Regions from separate parts of the Homo sapiens genome. Here region 2 is linked to region 1. Evidence: chromatin loops called from intact Hi-C (ENCODE). Cell type or tissue: GM12878. All regions are shown on one strand. Links, peaks and the distances in the headings refer to the core of each region. The heading gives the core; the rest is flanking DNA. Region 1 overlaps LINC00887 (long intergenic non-protein coding RNA 887). Region 2 has its middle 47 kb from the start of HES1.

Region 1 (8,330 bases), core at 304-8,303:
AGCCAGCTAGGAGACTCACCGGACTCCAGCCAAGAGCCAAAGGTGGGTTGGACAAGGGGAGGGCAATAGTGGTGACGAGAAGTGTCTGATTTGGAAACGATGCCTCAGTCGAAGGGAGATAGGAACCTAAGAATCAAAGGGGACACAAAGGATTTTTGGACTCGCCATTGGCTGAGATGGGAAATCTGTGGGCAAGAAGGGGTCTGTGTGTGGGCGGGGTGGGCAGGAGCTCAGCTCAGGATGAAATGTCTGTTACCTGCCAAGCAGGATGTCTTAGAGGCAGTGGATTCTCAGCATACACAACTCTGAGAGTCAGCAGAGAAGTCTAATTTAAAGATGAGTGATGGAGAGTTCCAAGGATTGAGCCTTGATGTTCTTTGTCATTCCTTCGCAGGAATCTGAAGAGAAGATGGCAAAAGAGTCTGAGAGGCAGTGGCCAGAAGGAGAAGGAAAGCAGGTGGATGTGAAGAAAGTGTTCAACGTGGAGGGAGGAACCAGCCATGTCAAATGATGCTGACAGCCAGGCAAGATGAGGACCAAGAAATGTCCACTGCATTTAGCAAAATGAGGACATTGGTGACCTTGACAAGAACAGTGTCAGGGATGACAGTGTGATTGGGGTGGATTCAAGGGAGAATGGGAGGAGAGAATTTGGAGATGATGAGTCCAGACAATCATTTTGGAAGTGGTAAGAACTGGGGCCATTCTCCTGGGGGAGGAAGTGGGGTCAAGACAAGGTATCTTTACATGGGAGAGATGGCAACATGGTAGCATGCTGCTAGGAGAGACCCCATAGAGAGGGAAAGATTGATGGTGCAAGGGACAGAAGGGAGACACTGGAGCGATGTCCTTGAGCAGCCAGGAGGGCATGGGATGAATGTTGCAGGGGGAGGGGCTGGCCTGAGCCATGGCGTGAAAAGTTCATCCACAGAACAGGAGAGGGACAGACACAAAACGCGGGCATGCGGTGAGGCAGCGGGTGAGGTGGGGACAGATGCTCGTGAGCATCTCTTCTGATTGCTTTTATCTTCTTCGTGAAGTAGGAAGCTGAGGCATCACCCGAGAAGAAGGCTCAGCGAGTCCGTGTAAGGCAAGCGGGACTGTAAGCTCCATGAGGACAGGAACCTTGTCTCTTGTTCGCCATCGCCCCGCTGTGTGAGCACAGTGCTAGGGATGTACTAGGTGTTCAAAAGGCATATATTGGATGATGAGCTAATGAATGGCAAAATGGGCAGATTATCACAGTACCTGAAACCACAGGACCTCACCCTAAATGGGCACAGGCCAGATGCCCAGTGCTTTTTTTTTTTTTTTTTTTTTGAGATGTGGTCTCACTCTGTTGCTCAGCCTGGAGTGCAGTGGCGCAATCACCAACCACTGCAGCCTCGACTTCCTGGGTTCAGGCAATCCTCCCACCTCAGCTTCCTGAGCAGCTGGGACTACAGGTGTGCACCACCACACCCAGCTAATTTTTGTACTTTTTGTAGAGACAGGGCTTTGCCATGTTGCCCAGGCTGTTATCGAATTCCTGTGCTCAAGTGATCCACCCACCTCCACCTCCAAAAATGCTGGGATTACAGGCGTGAGCCACCATGCCTAGCCTGCCCGGTGCTATTCTGATTCATACACTTATATTTATAGCCATCAAATCTCAGGGCTTCCTTGGGTCCCTGGGCGACCTCTGGCCAGTCTCTTTCCTGCTCTTGCCTCTCTCACCGAGCTTAGAAGAGGCTAGGCTTAGGGCTTCTTGTAAAATGACCAGCTTTCTCTAATTGAAGACCAGGGTACCCTATCACATTTGTATCTATTCTTTGCTCTTTTTCTCTTTCCTAGTGACCCTCATGTTGTCATATTTGTTGCCAAGCTCACTAAGGAGGGCACCACGGGACCAGGGTTGTCACCTCTAGGCAGAGGGGAAGCTTGAAAATGACAACACATGGCCCTAGGATGTTCATAGGCACCATCACAATTCAACTGCTTCCTCAAGGCCCAGGGAATATTTTTCTTTGCAAACTACTAGTATTCTATCAGTATGACTAGTAGTTTAAATTGTTTGGAATCTTCTGGTCCAAGGCAGAGCTGTGGGGCTGTGGAGGCAAAGTCCTGCCTGAAATGGGACCCCCTGCAGGGTGCCTGAAGTCTAAGGGTCTGGGTCCTCAGCCACGGATCACACAGCCTGGAGCCTGTGAGTGGGGAGCCCCTGCCACACTTCCCTCAGCCAGAATCCTAAACCCGCAGGAGTCCCGGGGCTCTGCGACACTCTCTAGCCCAACTCTCTTCAACACCAAACCCCTTATGCATCTGTCAGATGGTCCTTCAACTTCTGGGTGAAGTGCCGGTTTAAAAGTGAACTGCCAGAGAAGCAGTCGCTCCAGATGTCTTCAAAGGCCAGTGTCTGTAACCCCATCTGTTCTTACCTCAAAGGCCAGGCTCCCATCCATCATGATGGGGAGAGGTGGGAAAGGGCTGGCTGGTCCTGTCAACTCCGATAAACAGGTGAAACACTGGCCAGGTGTTCCTGGAACTGGGATCTCCCCTTTTCTCTCCCATGCTGAGCTGCTTCTTGGAAACATTCGCAAGAGGGTGACAGTCTTCCCTCCAGATCCCTTCTTCGTCCCCAGGGCACCAGAATAGCAGCTGACAGCCCCAGCACAAGTCCTTGGATTCTTTGTCATGTTTAAGAGGAGGCTGGCGGGTGGAAGATGGGAGAGGAATCCAATTATTTAGTCAATAAACATGTATTGAGAAGCCAGTGTGTGCCCGGCACCCTTCAAGATGCTTGGGATATCTGAGTGAATGAAACCCACAGGATCTGCTGCCTGTGGGGCTTGCATTCTAGTGAGGGGAAAGGTCAGAGTTCAGGCAGAGTCTTCCTGACACAACGGGCTTCCCTTCCCCCAGGGCAAGAGGGATCCAGCCAGGCTCCTGCTGGGCCAGTGGATCAGTCCCCGATCCACTCCCAGAGCAAGCAGCCGCAGTCAGCAGAGACCCCACCCTCCAGATCTGCCAAGCACATCGGCTGACTCCAGCCCCCAGAGCCACAGAGCCACTCAGCAATCAAGGAGAGTAGCTCCCAGCCACGGTTGGTGGCAACCCCAGGGCCCGCTGTGGGGGATGCTGTGGGTCCACTCCCTGCCACCTGCTTCCTGCCTGTGTAGCCACAAGGGAAATACCACCTTCTGAGAAGGGGGAGCCTGTCACCCAGATAAGCAGGTTTTGTGGGCCGCTTCCACAGGAAAACATGCTTTCTAAGAAGCCAGTCTCCTTCCTCTCGTTGTTTTCCTGGCAAGCAGAAGCAGCGTGAACACCTGCAGATCGCAGCGAGATGAGGTGGATTAAAGTAAACTCTCCTTACTGTTAAAACGCCCAGCATCCCCTCAAATGCTGGGGGTGGCTTCCCAAATATAATCTTTTTAGAGAAAAAAAAATGCCCACATCTACCACTGTTTGCAAGCAATTCAGACAACTTAGGTGTGTCTTCTCCCTGTTGCGGGCAATGAAAAAGAGGCTGCTGACATCTGTTTCCTTTAAGAAACTTGTAAAAAAATCCTCATGCAGATGCGCACGGTTGCTTGGCTATGAGCAAAGCAGCATGCCGTTCCTGACCATCCATGGGCCCCTCCTAACCTGAGCACTTGCTGGGGCCAGAAGACCCCTGCCCCAGGAGCTGGCAAGGGGGTACATGGTTCGAGGGTGGGTTTCTAGCTCCTAGGGTGGACCTTTGACCCAACCAACTCCTAATCAGCAAAAGCCAAACGAGACAAAACCACTGTGGGGAAACTTCTCCCTTTTTAAGCCCCAGCTTGTATAAATTAATTCTTTGTATACAACCATGAAAGGAGATCTGAGGTGAAACACAAGTCACCCCAATGGTGTAATGAACTTTCTGAAGCTTAAAAAAAGTCATCAAAACACGGAGGCAGTTGGGTGAGACATTTCCTCCAATGCAAAATCAGTTTCTACATCAATGATTCTCAGAATGGGGTAAGGTGGCAGGGGAGAGAGTATAATGAGTTTAGTGGCTTTTTCAAACTACCTGTGTGCCACTCCCATCCTCAATTCTAGAGATTCTGGCACACGCCCCAGGAAGCCTCTCCTGACCGAGAACTCCCGTCATGGTGAGTTCTTCTTACTCAGTGGTTCTTAAAGATGAGCTTGCACCAGAAGCACCTGCAGGGCCCGGTAAAGCCCAAACCGCTTGTTCCCACCCCCAGTTTCTGATTCAGTAATCCTGGGGTGGGGTCCAGAATTTGCATTTCTAACAAGTTCCTAGGCGATGCTGTTGCTGGTACCAGGGACTGCACCAAAAATCCTCCAGGTGTTTTGAGGCAGAAGATAATTAAGAACAACTGGGTTGAAAAGAAATTATTTGCTGTGTATTGCAAAAGAACAAAATCAAACCTCTTTGTAGCACCTCTTGATGCTGATGGCATGGCGGTACACTGAAGTATTGTGGGGGAAATGGCTGAGACCCCAAGGCTAGAGATAAACACATGACCCAGATTGTAGCTCCATCCCCCCCACTTGCAGATCTCGGACAGGCCAGAGAGTCCCCGCTGTGAGATAAAGTTTGGGGTTGTCAGCTGCTCATTTAGCTAGAGCACCGATGAAAGGAGAATAGGGCATGGATTCCATCTCCACATGGGTCAGGAAGCTTGTCCTGTCCTGTGGCTGTGGGCAGTGGCTTATCAGGGGTCGATCCTCAGGCCACTGAGCAGAAGAATGCAAGGGCAGCCACCCCTCACCAATGAGGCTACTCAGTGCCCACGCTCGACCCACCCCAGCTATGGCAGAAACTTTCCACCCAGAAGGAAAGGCCCCATTATTAGAATTCAGAAGGGACTTTGTGGCAACCAAACTTACAGCGTATATGCCAACGTCATGCCACACCCCAAAGGTCAGTGATGGTGCCAGTCATGATCTAGAAAGAAACTGGGCCTGCGGTTCCAGGGAAGAAAACCCACAGTCTGGGAAAAGTAGAATTTGAGAATTAACTTTGATTTCCTATTAATTCTTATCCCACATGGGATTACACTGTCTGGTAATTATAAGTGTGGGGTGGGGAAATCGATTCCTGTACTTCCTCCATAGAAGGGAACTTGTTTGTCAGAACTTCCAGGGCCTAGCACAGCCCTGGAACACACTAGGTCCTCAGTTAATGATAAATCTTTTACAGTCAGTGCCTCCCAGAGGGGAGAAAATACCATCAAAAGTCAGGACTTTGGGAGCCTGGGAACCTAGTGTTCATCTTAGAGAAGCTCAATGCCGTCTAGCACGGAATTCTGCAGCCGTGGAGCAAAGATTCCTTCCCCTAATTCTGTTGGCTTGCCTGGCTCTGCTCCTGAATATTTAATTGGAGTAATTAAGCCTATCACCAACAGGCTGTCAGTCCCAGCATTCAAAAACTCTCCTGTTGTTCTTCCAAAGAGTTAATGATCTTCAGGCCTTGAAAAGATCCTGCATTTTTGGCTGGTTATCAAAATCAACTAGAGAAGAGCTGATTTCAGGATGCTGACAGCCTTGCTCTCTTGCTCTGTGGTGGGGGCTGTGCTGGGCTAGGGGAAGAGGACTTGCATTCATACCCACAGACATTCCCACACACACACACATACGTGCACATCAACACCAACACCAAAACTTAGGTGTTCACTGATTTCATGAGGCGATTCATTTTCTGCTGGGTGGGGTGGGGTAGTGGTGTGGTGCAGCGTTAATGATTCCTGAGACATGTCCTGTCTTGTATGTTTATACCTCTGCAGTTAGCCTTTCTTCTTTTTTGCCCCCGATCCTACTCAAAGTACCCTTAAGTATGGAATGCATGATGAACAGGCCAGATGATTCTATCAGTTCTCTTGGAGTTTCCTATATTCTATTCTACCCCTCAAGATCACTTTCACTTCCCAGACTAGTCATTACGATGCCCTAAATGCTGGTTAAGGGTCATGACAAAAAAAAAAAAAATCCAGCTGAAAACTACTTGGCCATTTTGCATAAAACTGGGGTCAACCCACTGGTCTGTTGTATCACTTGACAGGAGCCCCTTAGGAAATCTCTTTTAGAGCTCAAAAGCCAGGTGAATTTTATCTCTCCTAAGAAATCCACTTACTTTTCCCTGTTTTATTTTTGTCTTGGCTGCCAAGAGCCTCAGAGTTAAATTTAATAACAGTTTTAGGTTTTGTATATTTACTTCCCTCCTTCTTCCTGTGGTCCTGAAAATAAGATAACTATTTTAATAATCTTACTGAATGTATTTTCTTTGTTGTAAGGCATGCAATTTTTTTTTCTTTTTTAGAAAACACAAGCTATCAATGATCTTAGTGTAAAATAAGTGCAGGATCCTGCACTCAGAGGGAAAGCCAATTGCATACAGAATGATGATTCCCTATAAACAAAAATTCCTGAATAAGATTAAGAGGGTCATAGTGGGCCACAAGCTGACAGTGCAACAGTAACCCTGTGCAGGGAAGCGGGTGGTCCCTAAGAGACCAGGCTTCTGAGTGTATGCTATCTTATTTCAGCCCTCCATGAAGCTTCGTGGTTTAGCTTTACAATGGCCCCTAGAGAAGATCTTACTAAGAGCTGTAGAAAAAGGTTGCGTTGTGCTTAACTGCAATCCTTTCACATGTGAGAGCAAGCTAACATACATCCGTTAGACACCTACTGTTTTCAGAATCCTGCCAGAGGAGCAGTAGGTCTTTTTCCTCAGTGGTTTTCTCCCACCCACAGTCACCAGTGTAGATAGAAGCCCTTGGAACCACGTTCCGCAGCAGCACAACAGGTGGGGCTTGGGAAGACAGTGCATCTCCTGCTAGCCAGGCTGCCCAGACCCTGGGGTGAGTGTCCAAGTAGGTCTTGGACTACCCTCTTCCCCCAGCTTTTAGAAAATTCTCACCCAATTGGACTGCTGTGAGGGGGACCTGATCTGAACCCTCAAACTCCTGCTCTGCAAAGCCTAGATCAGACAGAGGCCCAGCCTCAAAAGCACCTCACTGTTCAGGCCACACAGGCAAGCTCCCGGAAGCTGGGCATGGAGCACTGCCACACGGTATGGTCCTAATTCTCCTGTCTCATCCTCCGCAGCCTTTGCTCCTGGAGCGGCTGTGTTGGGTGTTCTGGCACCAGTGGCCACACGAGCCATGCTGGCCCCTTTCCCTGACATTTTTTAAATATAAATTTTTAAATGTGTCTTTGAGATGAAAGCAGGAATGCCAAAAGTAGGCCGACGCTTTCTTGTGTTCAATTACAGCCCTGGGGAGTACCCCACACAAGGAACTGCTCAGAGCTCCAGCCAAGATGAAATCTGCTTTTCCAATAAGCACTTCAAATGGCAGGGGATGTTGTTGGCTGGCTTCAGCAACTGGGAGGCCAACAGTTAATAGGGCTGGGCACAGAGGCAGGGCTGCCCGCCATCAGGGGAAATCTGAAGCTGCCTTTCACAGCAGCTTTCACCGCAACTGAAGTTACAAGACACTTTTCTGGCTCCCCCAAGCCAGTGGCATGAACCCACCTTTGGACTTCATTGAAAAGAACTTCCAAGATTTAATCTTCCAAGATTAAAGATTTTGATATCCAATGTATGGAGAATTAATTACTCTCTATACAGTTTTTCTTCATTATTTTCTCAGGCCAAATTCCTTTACAGTAAGTGTTAGGCATGTCCAAATTATTTTATTGGACTGGAATTTTGTTGGTTTGAATATAGGCCATGCCAGAAATGCTGATAAAATGAAATGAGGATACTGATGGTGGTGGTGAGGATGGATGGATGGATGCGTGGATCGATGGATAGATGGATGGATGGATGCATGCATGGATGGATGGATGGATGGATGCATGGATGGATGGATGCATGGATGGATGGATGGATGCATGCATGGAAGAATGGATGGATAGATGGATGGATGGATGGATGGATAGATGGATGCATGGATGGATGCATGGATGGATGGATGGATGCATGGATAGATGGATGGATACATAGATTGGCTGGTAGTAGAAGTAGTGGCAGTGTTATAAGCTAAGTAGGGAAAGGTCTAACAGCTCCATTTCCCAAACCTGGAAGCTGAAATTCCACAAAGCAAATGACTGGCCCAAGCTTACCACAGGTGAGCCTGACGTAGAACCCAAGCCTTCTAAGTTATGCACTCCTCAAGACACCAACTTGTACTTCAGTAATCTGTGTCACGCTGTGACTGCATATCCATGTCCTGCCCTGGCACAGAGCTTTCCAGACTCAGTCACAGTCATAGGTGCATTTTGCCTGGTTTAGTTACTAAGTATTGGCCAATTATCAAGTCATGAAGGGAATCGTCACCAGGACTCGGGATTCC
Region 2 (8,330 bases), core at 28-8,027, 120 kb before region 1:
CTCCCTGGAGAAACAGGCTACAAACCCACGAGAGGATCCAATGCATCCAGTCACTCAGCAAACATTCATGGAGAAGCTACTGTGTGCCAGGCATTGTTCCAGGCATGGAGGGATACAGTCACAAACAAAACCAAGTCCCTGCCCTAACGGAACTCCTCAGGGGAGGGGGTGCACATTAAATAACCATAATAAATAATATTTCAGATGATGGTATGTGGTATGAATAAATAATATTTCAGATGATGATATGTGGTATGAAGAAAATACAGCAGGGGAAGGGGGATGCTCTTCAGAAGAACAGCCCCTCCAGGAGTGCTTAGGACGCTGGCTGCAAAAATTCACGCACATTTCTAACGCCACTTCATCTCCCTTTAGTAGTTTTGCGAGCAGGCAGGAAATAGGAAATCGTTGGCATAAGTGTGCCCTGAAAGATGTCAAAGGCTGGATCCATCCACAAAAGCAACTGCAACACTGAGGTTGCCTGGCCTGGAGCAGGCGAGCATGGGGGAAGCAGCTCTGGGTGGGTAGTTGGCAGCCCTGACCTTTGTTTCCCGATCTGCCACCCAGGCTCAGTATGCCCTTCCCCATATCCCTTCACCCGATCTGCCACCCAGGCTCAGTATGCCCTTCCCCACATCCCTTCACCCGATCTGCCACCCAGGCTCAGTATGCCCTTCCCCACATCCCTTCACATCGCTGGATCCTCTGTAAAATGGAATATACAGCAGGTTGAGAGTTTCCTCTTTCCAGCCATCATTTTCTCCTAGCGCCATATTCTCTCAGACTTTTATTCCACATAGTCACTTTATTTTGGGTTTAAGTAGTTAATTTAGAAAAATGTCCCAAAGAGAGGGTTGATAGACCCCAGGAGTTCGAGGCAGTGAGCTATGATCGTGCCACTGCATACCAGTCTGGGTGACAGAGCAAGAGCCCCCCCACCCCCCCCAAAAAAAAAAAAGAAGAAGAGAAAAAAAACAACCTAAAGAATGGCTGGCAGACCTGGTCAAAGAGCTGTCTCGGGAAGAAATGATATATTCCTTCTCCAGCAGAAAGTGAGACCAGCCATCTAGAAACCAGAGCTAAGCCTTTGCACACACTTTATCTGAGAGAGAAAATTTAAAAATACAACCAAGAGAATTTTGGAAAAGAACAATAAAGGGAATCTTGTTTACTTACTTACAGCTTACTAGACAGCTATAGGAAGCTGCATATCATTTTGAACCATATTCCTCTGCTGGTGTGGGAAGAAGAAAATAGATCAATGCACTGAAGTGCTTCCATGACAGCTGGTAAACAGCTACTGCCCTGAACTCTCACAGTGCGTCCTGCTGACCTGGCCACCTTGGTCTCTCCCTTGGGACCCCTGACTCCTCACCCACCAGCTATTAAAGACTAACACCTGGGGGCGGGACGCGGTGGCTCACGCCTGTAATCCCAGCACTTTGGGAGGCCAAGGCAGGCGGATCACAAGGTCAGGAGATTGAGACCATCCTGGCCAACATGGTGAAACCCCGTCTCTACTAAAAATACAAAAAATTAGCCAGGCGTGGTGGCAGGCGCCTGTAGTCCCAGCTACTCAGGAGGCTGAGGCAGGAGAATGGCGTGAACCCGGGAGGCGGAGCTTGCAGTGAGCCGAGATCTAGCCACTGCACTGCAGCCTGGGTGACAGAGCGAGACTCCGTCTCAAAAAAAAAAAAAAAAATTAACACATGGCCCAGCAGGACCTCCTTGGACCCTACTTCAGCACCTCAGGCTGACGGCTAACTTCTGCACTGATCTGCAGACATTGCCCGATATGTGTATTATCTCACCGCTGAGCACCCTCAAACTCTCTTAGTGGTGGTTTGTCCTTTGAGAGTATAATTTGGCAGTTTCTATGAATTTTCAAACTATGCACACCCTTCAGCCCAGGAATTCCACTTCCCATCAGTTTTTCTACGAATATTTACATATGCAAAAGCTGTACAACAATTTTTATTGCAGCAGTTTAATAACAAATAAGGAAGCAACAACAGAAATAAGCTTACAGCCCAAAAATGAAGGCTGGTTAAATAATAGTCTATCCACGGAAGACTGCACCAACAGCCTTCAGTGACCCAGCAATTCACTGGCTTAGTGAATGGAGAAGTCCAGAAGAGAGGGGGTTTCGGGTTCCGTTCCATCAGTCCTCTGCTGTGTTGGTTATTCTCTTAGCTCTCCTCTCCTCTGTGTGCCACCTGCATCCTTTGTTGACCTCTCTCATCTATGGTGGTTCCAGGCCTGTCATCCACACACAGCCCAGCTCAGAGTGAGCGGGAGAGATCTTCTCTCCTACAGCTATTCAGAGACATCCTGGGCCGCAGTGGGATTGGAGCCCTCCTGAGCTCATTGCTGAGGTTTACACCTCCCAGGGCCCTCCCCTAGAGCTGCTGATGAGGTCAATCCCACCCAGATTCCAAGGCTGCTCCCCAAGGCGGAAGGGGCAGAGTGGATGGGTATGGGTCGGGGATGGGGGAGCCACCCAGTTTGGCTGGCCAGTATGGTGACCATGTTCTAGAAAGCCACCCTTAACTCACTGGGGGAAAAGGATGTATGGGGAATAAGAGTGGATGGAAGCAGGAAGACAAGTTAGGAGGCGGTTGCTATGGTGCTGACCAGAAAGGGAGACGGGCAGAGAGTCACAGGGTGCGATCGGCAGGGCTTAGGGCTTGGTCACCACCTAAACTGCATTGGGAGTATTGAGAGGGGTTTCAACAAAGCCAAGACCAGGGTGCAAAATTTAAGGGGATGTCGAAAAACTCAGTAATCAAGATACATAATATTTCAATGCAATATTTTTTAAAATAAAAAGGAATCCAAACATTTATGATGTATGAAATACTAAAAATTCACATAAAGACAGAAACTGTGACTGGGCATTTTCCTTTTTGGCCTCAGTCTCTAAAGTGGCTCGGCACGGCACTCACTGGAGGATGACCAACAGGTTACAAAATTGTGGTGCTTAAAAAAAGTTACTGGGATAAAGAATTGGTTTGAGGTAGAAGTTGGTGGGCTTTCTTTTAGCTGCTACAGGTATGTTCAGGCCTCTTAAACTGCAGCTGAGATCCATTTAGTGTAGGAATAAAAAACAGTTCCTGAGATTGTGTGATCAGAGAGGGAAAAGAGAATTTTCGCTCAACACTGAGACCACCTAATTCACTGTCTTCTCAAAATGCGCTGTAATATTCACTTAGCTTCCCCACATCAAATGGAATGTGGCAGGAGGGAATTCCGGGAAAGAGCCCACTGCATAAGCAATGTAAGTCGTGGATTACACCATCCCAGATCTCCAGCCAGGGGCCTAACCTGAGCTGTGACAGTCATATAATTACACTCTTGTATTCATTAATTCACCAACTTCCCCTCCTACTTCTGCTCTTCTTCTTCCTCCTCCTCTCCCTCCTCCTTCTGCTCTTCCTTCCTCCTCCTCCCCCTGCTCTTCTTCTTCCTCCTGCTCCCCCCTTCTCTTCCTCGTCCTCCTCGCATGCGTCAGGATGCGGAGTTAGGAAATGATGATGATGATATTGGTGAGAAGAAGGGGGAGAACAACAACATGCAGGATGAGAAAAAACAAAAAAGCTGAGAAGGAGAAAGGAAAGAAAAGGAAAAAAAGAAGAGAAAAAAGAGAAGGGAAGAAGAGAAGAAACAGGAAACAGTACTAAGTAGAGTCATTGTTTTTTTAAATTATGAACAAACTATTCTATGTGAATTTTAGAGTCGAAAACTGTTCTCCTCCCCCACTGCAGACTACAGCGACAAACCTAGAGAATGATCACAGATTGAGCAACAACTGTTTTCTTTCTTTTTTGTTTGTTTGTTTGTTTGTTTGAGACAGTCTTGCTCTGTCACCCAGGCTGAAGTGCGGTGGCACGATCTCAGCTCACTGCAACCTCCACCTCCCGGGTTCAAGCAATTGTCCTGCCTCAGCCTCCCGAGTAGCTGGGATTACAGGCACCCACCACCACACTGGGCAAATTTTTATGCTTTTCGTAGAGATGATGTTTTACCGTGTTGGTCAGGCTGGTCTCAAACTCCTGACCTCAAGTGATCCTCCCGCCTTGGCCTCCCAAAGTGCTGAGATTACAGGCGTGAGCCACAGTGCCTGGCCTGTTTTCTTTCTTTTTTAGTGAGGAAAGAGGCATAAGTCTAAGAGATATACCTGCCCTCAGCTGATGCTCCCAACAGGTGCCCTAGCTAGAGGAACAGGAGGTGTTTCCTGTGCAGAGGTGGTGTTTGCATCGAGCCTCACAACTCCACAGCTTGGCTCTATAGATGCTCATTAAGTTCCAGGGAATAAAAATATTATAAAGGTTAGTGGCTAAAGGAAATAACTGCTATCTTTTCTTTAAAAGAAAGAAGAAAAAGCCCACCAGTAATGATATCATTGCTACCTTGAATCTCAAATTTAGGTATAACAATGGGTCTTAGACAAAAGACATGGCCTGGAGGACTGAGCCAGATGGAGCAAGTTGGGCAAGGAACAGAGTTTCTTCCAAGTGAGGCCACTGAACTGTGAATGTGGTCACTAGAAGAGGCAACTTCCCTGTAAATTCAAAGTGTGCTGGCATTCCCATCACTAGGGACCACTCCTGGGCCCTGGAGTCAGAATCACCATGATCAGCAGCCCGTGAGGTGGAACTGCTTTCACCCCGTGGCTAGGAATTGTCCCAGTCCCTCAGTGGGCCAAAGAGGAGACCTTTTCAGGGGAAAGCCCGTGCATTTGTGTCTATGCCTTGTTTTGTAAAGAATCGTTTCAAGTTGAAATTATTTTTAATTAAAACAATAAAACCCCACTGGTATAGTTTTGATGGCACAAGTTTGCACTGACTAGTCTTGAACTGGGAGTCAGGAGGCCCCTTCCACTAATTTATTGGGTGACCTTGGGCAGATGACATCCTCTTTCTGGAGCTCAGTTTTCATATCTATAAATTAGGGATGATATAGATAATATAATGTAGACCCCCTTTGGTTCCCAGATATAGACGCATCAATGTGCTATAAGAGATTCACCAAGCAGGAGAAGGAGGTGGGGACAGTTAAGTACATTTTCTGGGTCAACCTCCTGATTCTGATTCCATAGGTCCAGGAACCTCCAGGCTGCTGCTGATAACCAGCCATTAAGTAATCCCTGGACTTAAATGACCTCTGCAGCCCTTTCTGGCCCAGGAAAGCCGGGGACAATCACTAAAAAAAGATATAACTATAAATTACATCAAAGTCATTTGGGGATAGAGCTTTCTTTGAAATGACGTGTAAAAGGAGGGCAGCGCGGCTCAGAGATTTCAGAAATATTTCAAAAAGTAACACTCCTGATAGGAAATACTATCTACATAAATAAATGAAATGAAAAAGGCCTTTTTTTTCCCTTTAATTTCCCCTCAACTTTAACTCCTTAAATTTCTACAGGAAGGGTAACAGGGGCAGAGAGTGAGGGAAGTCTATCTCCCTGACAATTCCCTAAAGTGATTTATTGTGGAGGTCACAATAGTCCCTGTTTGGACCTGTTACAGTTTGCTAAGCTCCACTAAGCTTAGGTAGTAGGAGATCCTTCATTGGAACACTTGTGTTGAAGGGAGGAGGAGGAGGAGAGGAAGAAGCCGCCACTGCTTTGTTTTTAGCTCTAGAGCTGCCTGAGGCCTGGTCTCAATCCTGGGACACGGTTCTGTTTGTCTTCCTTTTCTATTCAAGTTGCTGATGTTCCAGGCGTTCTCTGCCCCATTGCTCAGTGTTTGTTTATGGCAGCCAAGTAGAAAATTGTAATGTCTGTAATTGTTATTGGTTTGCTGATTGTGTGACCACCTGGTTGGCTGGATTCCGGACAAAGGCAGTAAATCCTGCTTTAAGGCTAAAGCTGTGTACTTTAGGAGGAGGAAGAGGAGAAGGGGAAGTTTGGAGGTCTTTTGTTTGTGTCTGTGCCTTGTTTTGTAAAGAATCATTTCAAGTTGAAATTATTTTAATTGAAACAATAAAACCCTGCTAGTACACTTTTGATGGCACAAGTTTGCACTAGAAGAAGGCCTTCTTTTTTTTTTTTGCAATGAAATGCCCTGAAATTGAGGAATTCCTCAATAAACAACTTCATACTTGATTTGCTGTGTATGAAGTTGGATGTGCAGTTTCCAGATGTTTTCCAAAAGGCCCTGTGCTCTGAGGTACACAGACTGCTTCGAGACATCCCTCTGGTCTGCAGAGATCCCACAGCTGTTTTAGTAAAAAATTATTTTCTTTTAATTTCATAAAATGCCACATTCAACATGCACCTTTCATCCAGAGAGACCCTAAGATGTTCAAAGGATTCAGAATTAGCGACCCATCCCCTACCCTCTGGAGTCATACACAGAAAATATTTAACATCTGTACTGCTATACCACCCAAAAGTTTTAAATTGAAGGAAGATGTGTTTCTTGCACTAAATTACCAGAGGAATTTTCAAAGTAGAGCTCAGTTACCTAGGTTGGTCAGGACGTCACTGCAGGAAAACCCTTCTTTTTCTCAAAGCGCTGAGGCGCGATGAATGAGCAACCAGCCCTTTCCCTGCCTCTTGCCCCAGAGATGGCACTGCAGGCGGTACCGGTTTCCAGCACTCAACTGGCTCTGGTGTGGTTAATAATAATAGTATTGGCCAGGCGCCGTGGCTCATGCTGTAATCCCAGCACTTTGGGAGGCTGGAGCGGGTGGATCATCTGAGGTTAGGAGTTCAAGACCAGCCTGGCTAACATGGGGAAACCCAGTCTCTATTAATAATACAAAAATTAGCTGGGCCTGGTGGTGCATGCGTGTAATCCCAGCTATTTGGGAGGCTGAGGCAGGAGAATCTCCTGAACCTGGGAGGCGGAGGTTGCAGTGAGCCGAGATCGTGCCATTGCACTCCAGCCTGGTGACAATAGCAAAACTCCATCTCCAGATTAAAAAATAATAATAACAATAGTAATAATATTACAGCTGGCTTCACTGAGTGCTTACAGTCTACCAGACCTTGAATCCAATGCTTAATGTATATGGTTTCATTTAATTCTAATAAAATAGCAACTTTATTGGGTGAGTATTGTTACTGTCCTGATTTTATAGAAGAAAAAAACTTACAAGGCTCAGAGAGTTAGTTCAGTTGTTGAGTCAAAGATCACAAAGCCAGGAAGTTAGAATTTAAATCCCGTTTTGTCTGCCTTGCATCCATGCTATTTGTCACCATGTCCCACTTGTCCTGATGCTACAAGGTGCTGAGGTATGTCCTCCGACAAATAGTGCATCTTACCAAGAACCCGGTGTGTGCAGAGTTGTGGGTTATGATCAGAAGTGGAGAGGAGGCTGGGTGTGGTGGCTCACGCCTGTGATCCCAGGACTTTGAGAGGCCGAGGAGGGCGGATCACGAGGTCAGGAGTTCAAGACCAGCCTGGCCAACATGGTGAAACCCCATCTCTATTAAAAATACAAAAATTAGCTGGGCGTGACAGTGGGCACCTGTAATCCCAGCTACTCAGGAGGCTGAGGTGGGAGAATCACTTGAGCCCAGGAGGAGGAGGATGCAGCGAGCCAAGATCGCGCCACTGCACTCTAGCCTGGGCAACAATAGCAAAACTCCATCTCAAAAAAAAAAAAAAGTGGGTAAGAGAATAACCAAGAATAACCAAGAATAACCAATCCTACCCTTACAGAGCTTACTAACAAGGTGACCCATTGCCCCAGTGTGTGCCTCAGACCGTCCCAGCTTTAGCATCCAGAGTCCCGTATGCCAGGTATGGGAGGCGGAATTCTAGGATGACTCTCCAAATTCCCTACTGCACATACACCTTCTCCAGTTATTGAATCAAACCTTAAATCTAGGTGTTATTATGAAGGGAGTTTACAGATGTAACTAAGTTGACTTTAAGATAGGGGGATTAGCCAGGTGGGCCTGACTTTATCAGATGAGTCTTTTAAACCTGGGTCTAGAGGTCAGAGACATAAGGCAGAGAGATTTGAAGTCTGATTCCACACGGCTTTGAAAATGGAGGGGGTCACACAGCACGGAATGTGGTTGACCTCATCCAGTGCTTACAGTACCCTGGTCCTATTATGCCCTTCTTAGACATGAGGAAACTGAGGCACGGAAGGTTCAGCTTCAGGTCCAAGGTCATATAGCCAGCGCGGAACAGCACTGAGATTGGTGGTCAGACCTTGGAGCCACAAGTCCGTGGGAGGCCCCTGCACACAGGCGGAGCTGGGAGTGACCTCCAGCTGACAGCTGGTAAGGAGATGGGGGCCTCAGCCATATAGTGCAAGAAACTGCATCCTGCCCACCGCCTGTGTGAGCCTGAAAACGGATTTACTCAGCC

Evidence for each region. Hi-C counts contacts between places; a loop is a spot of excess contacts. Peaks named below come from ENCODE experiments on the same cell type or tissue, not always from the same donor. Only the 100,000 strongest peaks of a DNase experiment are listed, where the experiment ranks them.
Region 2: it touches region 1 in a loop (2.3-fold over the local background); 3 of 110 quality-filtered maps call a loop at or near these places.

The regions. Positions count from the first base shown.
Region 1 is chr3:194,303,340-194,311,669 of GRCh38, forward strand. It overlaps LINC00887 (long intergenic non-protein coding RNA 887), which reads right to left. Exons shown (of 3, transcript NR_024480.1): 2 at 2,418-2,688; 3 at 1-398. Among named protein-coding and RNA genes, the nearest start is that of LINC00887, 5.3 kb to the right of the region's middle. RefSeq lists enhancers at 3,573-3,812, 4,323-4,472, 6,026-6,075. In GM12878, for the core only: no CTCF peak of the experiment used is centred there; DNase peaks (open chromatin) are centred at 3,172, 3,542, 4,082 and 5,772; H3K4me3 peaks cover 964 bases; H3K27ac peaks cover 3,567 bases.
Region 2 is chr3:194,178,876-194,187,205 of GRCh38, forward strand. No RefSeq gene overlaps it. Among named protein-coding and RNA genes, the nearest start is that of HES1, 47 kb to the left of the region's middle. In GM12878, for the core only: no CTCF peak of the experiment used is centred there; no DNase peak of the experiment used is centred there.